Regions from separate parts of the Homo sapiens genome. Here region 2 is linked to region 1. A link is a contact called in ENCODE Hi-C or POLR2A ChIA-PET data. All regions are on one chromosome and are shown on one strand. Each heading gives the region's core, a stretch centred on a gene start or an enhancer-like site at or near the end of the contact. The rest is flanking DNA. Distances are from core to core; before and after follow the strand shown.

Region 1 (7,565 bases), core at 1,161-3,660:
ACTAATGATAAGACTTTACATTGGTAATTCTTTAAGAAGGTCAACTCTGTATCGGCAATAATTGAAAGTGTGCATACCTTTTGATCTAACACTCTTTGGAAACTAAAAATCAGTACTCACATATGTACAAATATTGTATAGTTAAGAATAGTCTTTGCAGCACTACTTTTACTTTTACTAGTAAATAGGAAACAAAGAACTATAAATCAATGGAGAAATGTTTACATAAATGATGTTTAACCCATTCTATGAAATATGAGGCAGATTTTGTTCTATTTTGCTTTATTTTTTATTTATTTAATAATTAAGGATAACTATATGTTTCAATGCTGAAGTAAATTCAGACATTATCAAATGAAAAATGCAAGTTTTAAAATGGTACATATCATGTGAGCTCATTGAAAAGATATATATTTGTGTAGATACAGATATTTAGAAAAACTTAAGAAGACATGATAGACATATTTGAAGGCATGGGGAAAATCCCCAGAACAATATACAGTGAAATGTGAACATCTGAATTTCCTGACATGGGTATCTGAAGGAGAGTCTTAGGAAGCACTTTCATATCTTGATTCTGAATATTTAAGTAGTACCTGGATCTTAAAAAGTGAAAAATGTATTTACATATTATAGCTGAATAAGCACACAAAATTATTACACTGTAATAGTCAATTGGTATCCATGGGTTCCACATCTATTTGGAGTCAACCGATTTGTGAACTGAAAATATTCAGAAGAAATATGGATGGTTGTATCTGTCTGAACATGTGCAGACATTTTTTCTTGTCATTACTCCTGAAACAATACAGTATAACAACTATTTACCCAGCATTTAAATTGTATTAGGTATTTTAAGTAATCTTGAGATGACTTAGAATATATGAGATGATGACATAGTTTATGCAAATACCACATCATTTTACACAAGGGACTTGAGGACCCACAGATTTTGCTATCATTGGGAGTCCTGGAAAATGCAAAGTAGCAAAAAAGCAGAATAAAAATCACTAAAATTACACAATTTACTGGTAGCAAGCACAGTGCACCGTATACATACTGTTTTCTTTGAAAATTTTGAAATCAAGCACTGTGGTTCTTCTATTTGTCTAGAATCTCCTTCATCTTGCATATCTCATGTCAGAGGCCTGAATAGTGACAACTGATATTCAGAACAACGATAATGACTCGCAAGAGCATCAGGCAGAAAATAAATACTCAATTTCTTCATTAGACTCCACTTAATAAAGTGTAAAGTGGATTAAGACATTTTAAGACTTTCTACAAAAGTTGATATGTACAAAATATTAGTATCTCTCTATTATCAAAAAAAGTCCAAGAATACCATTGAATTATTTCCACTTGTGCAGCAGACTTCTTCCCCAAGTCTCACACTTCAAACAAATAGCTCCACCAATTTAGTATCACCTTTCTTTCATTCAATAAGGAGTCCTCTTTCCCTCACATTCCACGTCCAGTTCAAATTCCATGGCTCTTCTCTGCAAATATATTCTGAGCTAATCCTTTTCTTACCATATCTTGCAGCAGTAGTGCTGCAAAGAATATTCTTAACTATCTAATATTTACACATGTGTGAGTATTGCTTTTTTAGTTTCCAAAGAGTGTTAGATCAAAAGTTGTTAGATCAAAATTTTCAAAGAAAACAATATGTATACGATGCATTGTGCTTGCTACCAGTAAATTTTGTGTAATTTTAGTGATTTTTTTTTCTGCTTTTTTGCTGCTTTGTATTTTCCAGGACTCCCAGTGATAGCCCCATTCAAGCCAACCATATTCTACCAAGACTTCGGCTATGGTCTCTGTACTCTACTTTCTCCAAGATCTTTTCTTCACGAAGGACCCAGCCTTTATCCTGTTTGGTTTTCCCCAAAGCAAGTAGCTTACCTGGTGAAAGGTAATACAAGCAGACACTAGCTGTCAATCTAACTAAAACGTAGGCTCTTTCAGACCAGGGATCTTGTCTTGTTCAGTACTTTGGTCTCTATGGTGCCAAAAAGAGTGACATGCACGTGTAATGTAACTCTGGCACTCCAGGAAAACCTTTATAAATGAAAGAGCAAGAAATAGATTGTGGGGGAATTGCTTAAGAAGTTCAGGAGTGAAAGTAGCTTGGACTATGGTGATGGTGGTAGAAAGAAAAGCAATCAAATGTAAAAGAGTTTGGAGGTAAAATACTCAGAACTGCTGACAGATTGGATAGCAGGCATGAGGAAAGGGACAGTGATATGATTTGGTTGGTTCGTCACCTAGATCTCATCTTGAATTGTAGCTCCCATAATCCCCACGTGTTGTGGGAGGGACCTGATGGGAAGTAATGGAATCATGAGGTTCCTGTGCTGTTCTCATGACAGTGAGTAAGTCTCACGAGATCTGATGGTTTTATAAAGGGTAGTTCCCCTGCACTCCTGTTAAGAAGGACATGTTTGCTTCCCTTTCCACCATATTGGTAAGTTTCCTGAGGTCTCCACAGCCATGCTAAACTGTGAGTCAATTAAACCTCTTTCCTTTATTAATTACCCAGTGTTTGGTATGTCTTTATTAGCAGCATGATAACAGACTAATACAGAAAGTGTTAGGAGCCAGGTATAAAAACGGGATAGATCGCTGTGCCCTTGACTGAGATAGAGTACATTGAAACGTGTCCAGGATGTGGGATGGGAGACAGCCAGGTAGTGGAAGGTGGAAGGTGACTTTCACAATCAATTTCTTTCCAGAGAGAAGACTGTTCTCTGGTCAAGTTTGTGCTTCTGGGAACATCTCATCAAACGTCCTGCCAGCGGGCTTAGTACTGGAATTTGAATATGGGCTTCTCTTTTCATCAACCAGCTGTGTTGCTGTCAGCTTTTATCTCGGGCTGGACACTTTGGAGTGTTTAACTGAAAGTGATGAAAGGTAAGTCAGGCATGACCAGGCTGCTGCCATAATATCCAAGAAGTTGTATATTGTTAACCCAATTTGAGAGTTTTTTTTTTTTAATGAATGTGTTTAAAGTACATTTATTTTCAAAACTCTGCCTATATTAAATTCTGTAATCCTGTTTCACGCTTTCTGGGTGTGCTTTTTCTGTTTTGTTTTTGCCACTTTGCTCTTTCATCTGGCTCAGCATTTGACCACATGGGCTATATTTTTAAATAATTTTCTATGGGATTTTGGCATGTTGACAAACATGTAATTCTCCTAGTGACGAGTTTCAGATTTTGTTAAATGGCAGTCAAACCTATATTTAAGTAATTATCAAAATTAAGAATAAAACAATAACTTTGCATCTCCTCTTAGGGAGGATTACAAATTTAATATGCAACATTTTATTTCTCTGTTCATCATGTTCCAGCCTCATAACACAGTCATCAAGCTAGAAATACAGAAGGCATCACTGAGCCCTTCTTACCCATTTTACCCTTCAGCCTATCCATGAGTTACTTAATTCTATTTTCACAGCTGAACATTTCTCACATCCATCCTGTTTTCTGCTGTAACTACTCCCTTCTATCCTGAGTCTTTGTTATTTCTTACCCAGACTTTGGCAATAGCCTTTCAACTAGTCTCCTTTTCTCTAGTACACCCTCTGAGAAGTAAACAGTGCTTCATGTCACATGAAAATTTTCCTTACCCTACAAAAAACTCTTCAGTGATGTTCTATCACCTCAGAATAAAGTGTCTACTTCACAACATGGCACACACAGTCGTTGAAACTCACTTTTGCCCACTTTTCTGGCCCTGAGCTTCTTAACTCCCACCTTGGATTTCTTTGATCCAGAAACAAGAAACTGTGTATTTTCCCATAGAATATTATCTGGTTATTATTATATATTCCTCCACATTGTCCTGCTGTCTTGAATAGCTATGCTTTCCATCTCCCTTCATCTAGTGCTTGGACATAATTCATTATTTACATCTCATATTGTCTTGGATGCCTGCTCCCATAGACACATTAAGCCCTTAACCAATACTTTGCCTTGCTTTGGTGCTACAACAAACCTACATTATGTCCATCACTGACTTTGCCATATATTAAACAATTATATTTTTATGTGCTTTTTCCAATAGATTTTTAGCCCCTTGAGGGAAAGGACTATATTTTGCTATCTCTTTCTTATCAAAGTACTAAACAATATATATAATAACTTTCTAGCAATATATTAAGTGCTCAGTGTTATTAAATGTATTTTTGCTTCAAAACATGGCAAGACTATCTGAAAACTGCAATTTATTTTTACAGGATAGGAAAATATTCTGCTGTGATTTTGTTGTTTCAGCTTCATTTGTTCTGCTTTCCTCTCTGGGGACCCCTATTATTCATATACTAGCTCTCTGGTCTTTGCTCTCCTATCTATTCTTTTCTTTCTTCATATTCATTCCTGTGACCTTTTTCTTCATTCCGATGTTTACCTATACAACACTGATTTGCTGTTTTTTGTAGTGGAAGTTCTGTACTTTATTCTTTCTTATGAGGATTTAATTTTACTCCTTTCTTTCCCCCGGGATCTGTTTAGTGGGGTTTTTTGTTTTTGTTTTTTAATTTTATCTCGAAAGAGACCACTTTGGTGGTAGAGACCAGCTGTTCTGTGTGACCTCTTGCAAATAATTTGCCCTGGCCGAGCTTCAGTTATCTCATCTGTAAAATGGACACAGTAAATGTGCCTGCCTCATGGGTTTGTTGTCAGGATTAAATTGAACAAAATGTAAAAAACACTTGAAACTAAGCATGTTATAATGTTGGAAGAAAGGACATACCACCCCACTGCTGATGTTTTCTTCCATTTAACCACGCACCCAATGGAGAAATACTTCCATCCCTCTCCTCTCCATCTTTTTTCCTCCCTTCCAGTTGCCTGAAGGATAGGTGAGGGATAAATTCTCATCCCCTTTTCTCGCTTCCTTTAGGAATTTCCTTGCCTACTTGAAGAGAGCAGACACGTTTTCTTGATTGCTCTTGGTCAAAGTTTAACTTTTTAATAAATATGTTACTCTGATTTACTTACTGTTTCTTCCACTACCTCTTCCTTGGTTCAAACTCAGGTGGAAAAAAAAAAAAAAAAGCAGTGTGTCTGTTGGGTCACCTTAAATTCCCAGTATCTGGTTTATTAGGCTGGGCATCTTAAAGAAAAGAATTTGGAATGCATTCTGAGAGATACAAATTATGTCTGGAGTTTGATGCTTATGGCACAGCTGATGTGCATGGCTGTCAGCTGGGAAGGTGCTATGCTAGGCAATGGCCACGTGGGAATTTTCCTTTATTTTTCACGATAGCTGCATATATTTAATACTTCAAGAGTAAATTCTGTAAATGCTTCTGAACTCTGAGTTTAATGCTTCAAAGGGTAAACTAGGCGCTCCAAAATGAGAAGAAATGGTTTGTTTCATGGGAACATAACCCTACTTTCTATTCCATGTTCAAGTATTTGTCGTCTTTATTGTGTTGTTTATGGTTCTTGCTGACATTTGAATAACAATGAGTAAGGATGATATCTCATATAGCATACCTTGCTATCTTGTTCTTTGGATATGCCTAACTTATAGCAGAGAATTTCTCTGAGCTTGAGGTAATCATTGATGCTTTATGCCTTGCTGACATGCTGGGGAATGGCTTAACCCATGGAGAATGCCAGATGCTTGATGAAAAAGCTTCTGTAAACTTGCACACTTGTTTTTCATGTGACTCATCAATTTAGGAGGTTTTTAGCAGTGTTATATAGTTTTAAGCCTTTCTTCTTTCTATTGATGCAATTCTCATATCATAAAATTTTTTCAATTCAATGCTTTTTATGTATTCACAAAGTTGTGCACTCCTTACCACTAATTCTAAAACATCTCCATCAGCCCAGAAAGACGTCCTTGTACCTATTGGCAGTCATTCCTAATTCACCCTGTCCCCAGCTGTGACAACCACTAATCTACTTGCTGTCCCTGTGTAGTTTCCTATTTTGGACGCTTAATACAAATCGAATCATACAATATGTGGTCTTGTGTCTTCTTTCACTTAGCATAATATTTTTAGGTTCATCTATGTTCTAGAATAAATCATGTCTTCATTCTTTTTATGGCTGAATCATATTCAAGTGTGTAAATATACAATATTTTGTTTATCCATTCATCAGACGTTTGAGGGAATTTTTGACTTTGGTTTGTCACTGCAACTTTTTTACCTAAGGACAAATGGTTGTTTCTGTAGCAGTGGAACTATATACACCAGCTTCTAAGCCAAGCTTGTCCAACCCATGGCCCTCTGGCCACATGTGCCCCGGATGGCTTTCATTCAGCCCAAAACAAATATATAAACTTTCTTAAAAGATTATGAGTTTTTTGTGATTTTTATTTTTAGCTCATTAGCTATTATTAGTGTCAGTGTATTTTATGTGTGGCCCAAGACAATTCTTCCTCCAGTGTGGCTCAGGGAAGCCAAAAGATTGAGTGCTCCTGCCTAAGCAAAACAACATAGTACTTAGCAAACTTGAATAGGATGTACAGGTTCAGGAAAGGCACAGGGAACTAGGTAGATAATGGGAACCAGACAAGTGCTAACAAAGTTGGTGGCCTGCGAGGATACTAACAAGCAAACTTTGGGCTCCAGTGGGTCCAGACAACCTTATGTAGCCTAACGGTCCTAGTGAAGCTTGACCTCAAACTATATAGATGCAGTGGGTCTGGTATTACAGGCTAATTTGCACACATTTGCTTGAATTTATGTAATAAAGATTGCTTCTTTTAACAAAATAACTGAGCTTTTCATATTCTTCTGAAACTAGCGAGGTTCTAGCTATATATTGTTAGGATCAGAACTAGCTTGATAGTCCTAGACCAGTTGCCAAATTCCATTCTGCATCCAGGGCCAAGGAAAGATTGTTAGTGGACTTTTTGTGTCTTTTCCAGAGACTGAAAAGTCACGCCCAATAGCTAGTATCAAGTCAGCTGTGGTCTGGTTTAATATAGTATATGTGAGAAGATTCCCCAGGAGATAACTCAAGTGTCTTCAGGTCAAGGAAATTTATAGCAAGAGGCAGTGGAAGAGTGTGGCATAGGATTACAGATGCTGTGTCACTAGATGTAACCCACCCTCAATTCTGCACTCCGAAATGAAAATAAAATTGAAGAAGTTTAGAATATATTAACTGAAAAACAAATGCACCTCACACAAGCCCTGGTGACTGGAAATGCTATTATTGCAAATTTCTGACTTTACTATAAAGTCTCAATACCTTAAATGCTACTTTCACAGAAAGGAGATGTTAGGAGAATATGGTAAATACATAATGCCAAAATCAGCTTCTATTGAGAATTTTTTTCCAATTGAGCTTACCACAGGACATAGATGAGCTAAAATTTGACACATATATAAGGATCTCAGGAATTAAGGCATTTAAAATATATGAGAAGTTAATAGTGAGCAGCTGGTGATATTGAAGTTCTCTGGAAATCCGTTCAAGTAGCAGATCTAGTTACTCATGCAAGCATTGGTAGAGCAATTGGTAACAAGTGACCAGCATTAGCCAAAAGTAACATCTTGTTAAAAAGCATCTCCTTAGTTTTCCTATGAATTATAGGCA
Region 2 (7,295 bases), core at 742-3,241, 47 kb before region 1:
AACAGCTGCAAAGTAAAAGGCCAGTCAGAATTACTGAAGTTCCTGCTGGAATTGGAGGATTAATTAATATGGTCATTATTAGTATTAATCAGAAGAGTTGCAAAACTTGCTTGTTTTTAAAGCCATGTGACCGATGTTATTGTTCTAGAGGTGAAAGTGTAATTATTCTTTAGCTTTATTCTCTGATTAGGAAAAATGTTTTCACGGGCCTTTTCTATGTGAAAGAATGGCTCTAAAACAACACAGATGAAAAAAATAAAAAAGTGAAAGAGAAAATGCTCTAAACATCATACTTGCTTCAAGGTGTGGAGCTATGGATTTGGGATATTCCGCAAGAGAGGACCCTGGGATTTGGCCATGAGTGACCAAGAAAGGAGCTGTAATCTGAGGGAGGAGCATGGTTAAGCGCAACTCTGTGTTCTGTGTCATAAAAATGACAGTCGAGGTTTCTGTGAAGAGGACTGGATGGCAAATTTTAGGAGCTGTCATATCTAATGATGTCTATTTTTAATATCTTTTCTGCATTCTGATTCCCTTTTTTATCTTCATACCTTAGAAATTAACAATAACAACTTTTATTCATGATGCTTTGGAAGGAAGTTGTCATACGCCTCTTCAAGTATTGGGACCAAAGTAGATTAGAACAAGTTCAGAGACCACCAGGTAATCAGGAGAAAGAAAGAACATCAGGCAAGAGCAAAAGGTGGCAGGTAGCACCCCAGACATGTTAGTTTCCCCTCAAAGATGCCTAGAAATGCTAATGGAGACATAATAATTTTAATAATACAATAATTTTCTGGACATATAGGATGGAGACTCAATACTTAGAATTTTGGAGGAAAAGGGATAACAGAAACTCTGAAAACCTAAAAGTTTTCTAATTATCTTAATTAGTAGTGACACCAAAACAAAGCATGATTTCTGAGTTCAAAGGCCATACAAATATTCTGTGGTCAGCCATCCATGGGATCATGCAAATGTGATGTAAAAGAAAAGGAGAGCAGTTACTAGAGTCTCAATTTAAAGCATGTTTAGGAACACGGAGTTGTTTGTGTCACCCATGCCCCAGGAAGTAGGTGCTCCATCACCAGCTGCACAAATGCTTCCTTAGATTCATGACAGGTTTTACCTTATCTGAGAAAAAAATAAAACAAGTTTTCCCAAAAGATGACTTCTTTGAATGCCATGAAGATGTAATTGCAAAATATCAATTATAATATGGACACATTGGTCCCACTTTCCTTAGAATAAGATTCAGGGATCTGTAAAATTCCAGGGTCAGCTATAGAAGAGATTCCATTCTCTGACCCCAAAAAACATCTATCTAAGGAGGAGGATGGATTCCAGATAATATTTTTCCAGACTACTTTAACTCCTGCAAGTCAGCTGGGGTTTACTTGGGTCAACAATTCAAGCAGCAGGGGCCCCTAGAGCATTATCTTTTCTTTGATCCTAGCAACGCCATGTGGATTGATTTTAAGGTATGCCTGTTCTTCAAAAGGCTTGATCTCTAGCTTAAGAATGTGAGCTAAGTAGGGATTTTATAGGAATTTTTGTGGCTTTAGGAAATAAAACATAAGAGACTCCCTGCCTCTTACAGTCTTCTGTAAATCTCCGTCTCTAATTGTTTCTCCCCTTCAAAGCAAATTCCCATGCACTTCATAATGCAGAGTCTCCAACAGGCATGTGTCTAATTACTCTCCGCCATCCAGGCGCAGTTCAGAATGAAATGATTAGCAGTATTTGTTGTCAGGTTGTCTCCGGGAGATGACAATTTATATCAAATCACTATGTGTCAAAAATAGGAGGCCGTGCCAAGGTGGAAACGCAATTCCACAGTTCCCAAAAGTGGATAAAATTCTCAGCTCGACGTGTGACGTTAATGTGTTTGCTGCTTAGAGAGAGGGATCTGGCCTTTTCAGGCAGCCAGACTCTCTCTTGCACCACCACCCACCAGCTGATAAAGCAAGTTGCATTTGCCCAAAGCTATTTGCTGTGATTATTCAGAGCCCTCCTCACTCGCTCCCCACCTGCTCTCTCTCCAATCCCATCTCTGCCAACTCAGAGCTCCTGGCTGTACTCTTCAAACTTAATACTCCCTTTTGCCTTCTGGGCTTTTCTTCTTTTTAGCATCTAACTAGCAACTAGCCCTTTCAAACTCCAGCTTGAACTTGGTCCCAGACTCTTCTATACTACCTTTACTATGATATTCTCAGAAACCAAGCCCTGGGACCAACAGTTTGTATGTATAAAGCCAAGGCTATGTCCTCCCTGACTCCCTTGTGATGGAATTCAGGATTATTTTTATTTTCTGAATAATGTTACATTTGCTTTAAAGGTTATCCATTAAAAGACATATTTCTCATAATAAAAACCCCAGGTTCAATGGACACACAGGTGAATTCTCAAAACTATTATGGAAGAAGTAAAACAAATATTTTATAAATTCTTTTACAAAATAGAAAAGGAATTCTTTCTTACTTTTTATCAGGCCAGCATAACCTTGTGCTATAGCCTGAATGTTTTTGTTCCTCCAAAATTAAAATGTTGAAATCTTAATTCCAACCTGATGTAGTAGGAGGTGGAGCCTACCTATGGGAGGTGATTAGGTTTCACCCTAATGAACAGGATTAGTGCCCTTATAAAAGAAACCTGAGGTCTCCCTCGCTCCTTCAGTCATGTGAGGACACAGAGAGAAGACGATTGTCTGTGAACCAGGAAGCTGGCCCTCACCATTTATAGAGGCCCTCAGCCTCCAGAACTGTGAGAAATAAATTTGTTGTTTATAAGCCACCCAAGCATATGGTCTTTTTGTTATAGTAGCCAGAATGAACTAAAACATCTTGATTCTTTTTTTAATAGAACATTTGACATTGATTGAAAATGTTCATGTAGAAAGGAAAGAGGAGAGCAGCTACAAGCCAGAACCAAACGTCAATTTAGTTCTTTTTGTAACAGCTTTATTGTCTATTACCTTGATCATGGTGATGGTATTGTAAGTGTTTGCATATGCTCAAACTCAACAAATTGTACACATTAAATATGTGCCGTTCTTTGTATATCAGTTATCCAACAGCATCACTCTTAACAAATGTAAAAACAAGGCAAGGCAAAACAACTTAACCATAATAGGAATTGGGGGTCATTCTCTTCTACCATTCTATCATACTCCCAAGGACCTTGTTACTATATTGCTGTGACTCACCATTTCCAGGTAACACAAAAGAATTATACCACCTTCTCTTTCAAGTTTTTTGTCATTTTCTGTCCTCTAGTGTGGCAGTCCCCAACCTTTTTGGTATGAGGGACTAGTTTCGTGGAAGATAATTTTTTCACAGTGAGCAGGGAGGGGGATGGTTTTGGGATAAAACTGTTCCACCTCAGATCATCAGGCATTAGATTCTCATAAGAAAACGCAACTTAGATCCCTTGCACGCACAGCTCACAGTAGGGTTTGTGCGCCTACAAGATTCTAATGCTGCTGCTGATCTGACAGGAGGCGGGGCTCAGGTGGTAATGCTGGCTCACCTCTGATCTGACAGGAGGTGACGCTCAGGCAGTGATGCTGGAAGCCATTAGCCTTCTGCTGTGCAGCCCAGCCCCTAACAGGCCACAACTGGTACAGGCCCACAGCCTGGGAGTTGGGAACACCTGTTGATATTAATTCTATTAATAGTTACATAAAGAAAATAAGTCACTCCACCGATTGAATCTCCCCTCCAACTTTGATTATACTTTTCCTGTATCATTTAGCAACCTCTTAATCCTACTTTTCAATACGTATCACCAAAACAGGAGGACTTTATTAAGAACAGAGAGATCTACCAAGATAAGATGAAGAGCCAGGAATGATACCATTTGCTTCTGAACCCTTTTGACCTTTTGGAAAAGGAGAGAGGGGATAGGAAATGCACAATGTCTTTCAACATTTGCTCCCCTGAGCGCTTCCTCACTTGTGTTCAGAACTCACAAGAGTTTGTTTTCTTCCTTTGTTGTAATCACAAATATCCCAAAGATGGCAAATTTCAAGAAAGAAAAGTATCTTCAAATGATATCGATTGTGACTAAGCAGCTACTCTCAATCTATCTGAGACAACATTATGATTTCTGGGTTGCATTTTGGAGAATAGCATCAGCAATTATAAGGTATACAATTTGATCATAGAATAAGTGGTTGAAATTCAGGAAATTGCAGGGAAGCTATCCTTGAAATCAAATATTTCATTTGATCCTCTACTATTTCTTAAATCATCATTCATACCAAGATGATGCACTTGTTTTTTTTGTTTTTTTGGTTTTTTTGGTTTTTTTTTTTTTGAGACAGGATCTCTCTTGTCTCCCAGGCTGGAATGCAGTAGTACAATCATGGCTCACTGCAGCCTCTGCTTCCTGGGCTCAAGCAATCCTCCACCTGAGCCTGCTGAGTAGCTAGGACTATAGGCACCCACCACTACACCTATTTTTTTTTTTTCTGTATTTTTTGTAGAAACAGGGTTTCATCGTGTTGCCCAGGCTGGTCTTGAACTCCTGGGCTCAAGCAATCTGCCCGCCTTGGCCTCCCAATGTGTGAGGATGACAGGCGTGAGCCACCTTGCCAGGCCCCAAGATGCACACTTTATAGAAGCGCAGTAGATACCATAACTTGGAATAGTTACAACTCTTGGCTTCCAATGTTTAGTATCTTCCTTTTTTTTAGAATTACTTTCCCAGCAACTTTTCCTTCTACCTTACCACTTCACAAGTCAATTTTCCCACAACTTACCAATGAGTCTCTGGAAAATAATGCCATGATCCACTGTGAAGTTAGTAGTTATGAGTTAACATTCCATTTACCCCAAACCTACCTTCCCAGAGAGCACCACCTGGTCAATAGAAATCAAGGTTTGAGGCTGTTTTAGTCTCTCATTACTCAGAGGCTGTACCTCTCCTGACATGTGACATAAGAAGAGGACTGTTTCTTTCTGGCCTGAAGTTATGAACAATACTCATGCCTAAAAACAAGTTTAAACAGGTATTTTTTTTTTAATTTATATCGCGCTTGATTTTTCTAAAATGTACTGGGCAACCCAGATCTGTGGCTTATGTGTGTTCAGCATTCTGAATTCATTGCTATGGAAAATTAAGCTGAAATGACGCAAGGCAAAACACAATTTGAAATATCAAGCTTTTGCCATGTGCCTTTGAGCTATCCTCAGTGCGAGCTGAAGCATTTATAGAACCTCTTATTGCCTGCTTCCAAACTCCAGTCTTATAAAGTAACAGGGTATGCCTTTTGCCCTTTGTGTTGCGAGGTTATCTAATTTCCATTCCCAGATGCACGTGACGCCTGCTCTATTTTTGTCTTTAAAATAAATCTGTTGCCTAAAGCTAAATATACAGTACTTTGAACATGGCAATGAAGTTATTTTTAATTTGTCCTTTCCTTTTAATTATGCTGTTGGTATTATTTTGTAGGTACAATTTGCAACATTTTTGCTGCCACCTACAGGCACCCCCTGAGTACCACCTGTGATGTCTTGGGGTAGGTGTAGAATTACCTGTTTACCTTGAAATGGAAATTTTGCTGAATATCTAACCATTATTTGTCAGCATGGATATTTGTGTGTTGAAAATGTTTCTTTAAACAATACCTACATCCTTATTTATTTCATGAAAATAATATCTGCAAGATCCTCATAAAATCAGTAAATAGGACAATCTCTGCAAACATAAAGAATTCACTCGGGGACAGTACAAGAGAAATCCTACACAAATGTGTTCTTAATCGTTTCCATAAGTAATAAAATCAGCATGTTTATGAAAAACCTAAATACATAATTGATCAAAGCAATTTTCACAGTTTAAAATTTATTAGCTATGAAAATAGCTGATGTGAAAAGGAAGGTTCAGAGAAAAAAAAAATCTAAGTCTTTTAAGGAGTAATTCTCTCTCATCTTGACAACTATTACTGACTGCACTGAGCTAACTCTGAAATAACCACACACAAAAAGAAAACCAGAGAGAGGGCAGCTCTGGAGAGACCATTTTACACATACACAAAAGGAAAGAATGAAAAAAGATTTTACTAGTGTCCCAGAACCCTCTCATGAATCTGAGTCCTCTGTGAGGCAGGGAGAGAGTCCAGCACTTTGGGACCTAAACAATGTTTCTCTCTGCGAGAAGTTGGCCTCCAAGTAGAGAGATGAGTTGTTTTGGAATATGCCAGTGATTTTTAAATAACTCTGTGTAGACAACCCATTACTTTCTTTAAAACTTTTTACCATTTCTTGTCTCAATATACACCACCTCTTAGACTGAAAGTCTCACAAAGTGATGGGGAAGCTGTGTTTCACCTTCTTAGTCTTTATGACTTGCGTCTCTTGGGCCTAAAACCCCAGAATTTTGTATCTTTTTTACAGAATACATAGCAACCTTTGACAGTTTAAGAGGAACCCTATATTTCTGTGTACAAATCATTTTATCTCTCTGTGTAGTCTTTGTTTATTCAAGAAACTAGCATTCATTTATTTACTCGAGGAAACTAGCTTAGTTTGTTCCAAGCTCTATCTTTGATGCTAAGGATCTATAGATGAATATGACATAGCCTTTACTACAAGGTGCATACTATATTATAGAGGTGACAGAATCAAGTAAGTGCAATGCAATGTGCTGAGGATTGTGATAGAGGTAAGTACTGCACAACAGTAGTGCAAAAGAGGAGGATCACCTCTCTGCTGGAATGAAAAGCACCAAAAGGTAAAGGGATAGGGGAAATGACAAATACACTGGGAAGAATCGACAGCATTGCTTTGGCCATTTCTTTCAGGTCTTCTTTCCCTCTCCTTTTGTTTCTTGCCAAAGGAAGAATTTTTTATATAAAATAAAAACTTTGATATTGTCAAGCATAGCCTTGACAATATCAACTGAAACTCAGTGCTTAGCACTTGAATTGCCACATAGAAAACTCCCATGAATAATTCATTGCCAATGCATTCTCCAGTCTTATCATTTCAGTTGCAAATAATCCAGAACTGTGCAACACACCAAACCTTCCCCATCACACTTTCTACCATGAAGGTCAGCAGAAAAGAGACTTGATCAGCACCAGAGTCATTAACTGAATGTTACTTGAGTGGACATTGACACTGTGATCCCTCAGTTTCTTACCCAAATACTAAATCTTGCTGTTTTTTCTTTTTCAATTTGTATTTTGCCCCCATTTTTAAAATTTTAGCAATTTTAAGATTAATTATGTAAACTAAATATTTATAATATTTTCATTTAGGAAAACAAAACTTTTTTCCATTATAAAATAA

What was found. A loop is a pair of places that touch in the nucleus more often than their neighbours do. ChIA-PET counts read pairs that join two places held with the same protein, here RNA polymerase II (POLR2A). Pooled maps may share reads with other maps.
Region 2: a loop to region 1 is called in a map of heart right ventricle, with 16 times the contacts of the local background. The contact joins the enhancer-like site here to the promoter of LINC01822 in region 1. A Hi-C loop is called at or near these places in 4 of 168 maps with a recorded cell type or tissue (Right ventricle myocardium inferior, heart right ventricle and left cardiac atrium) and 4 of 50 pooled maps. POLR2A ChIA-PET finds 5 or more read pairs at or near these places in 2 of 52 experiments (BJ and HEK293).

Annotation. Positions count from the first base shown.
Region 1 is chr2:21,705,497-21,713,061 of GRCh38, reverse strand. LINC01822 (long intergenic non-protein coding RNA 1822) reads left to right here and starts at 2,410. Exons shown (of 3, transcript NR_038837.1): 1 at 2,410-2,467; 2 at 2,736-2,913.
Region 2 is chr2:21,752,552-21,759,846 of GRCh38, reverse strand. No RefSeq gene overlaps it. Among named protein-coding and RNA genes, the nearest start is that of LINC01822, 46 kb to the right of the region's middle. Within about 2 kb of position 1,991, at least 2 of the 41 ENCODE cell types and tissues checked have a DNase peak (open chromatin) inside an H3K27ac peak, as active enhancers do; they include heart right ventricle, where a contact is called at or near this core.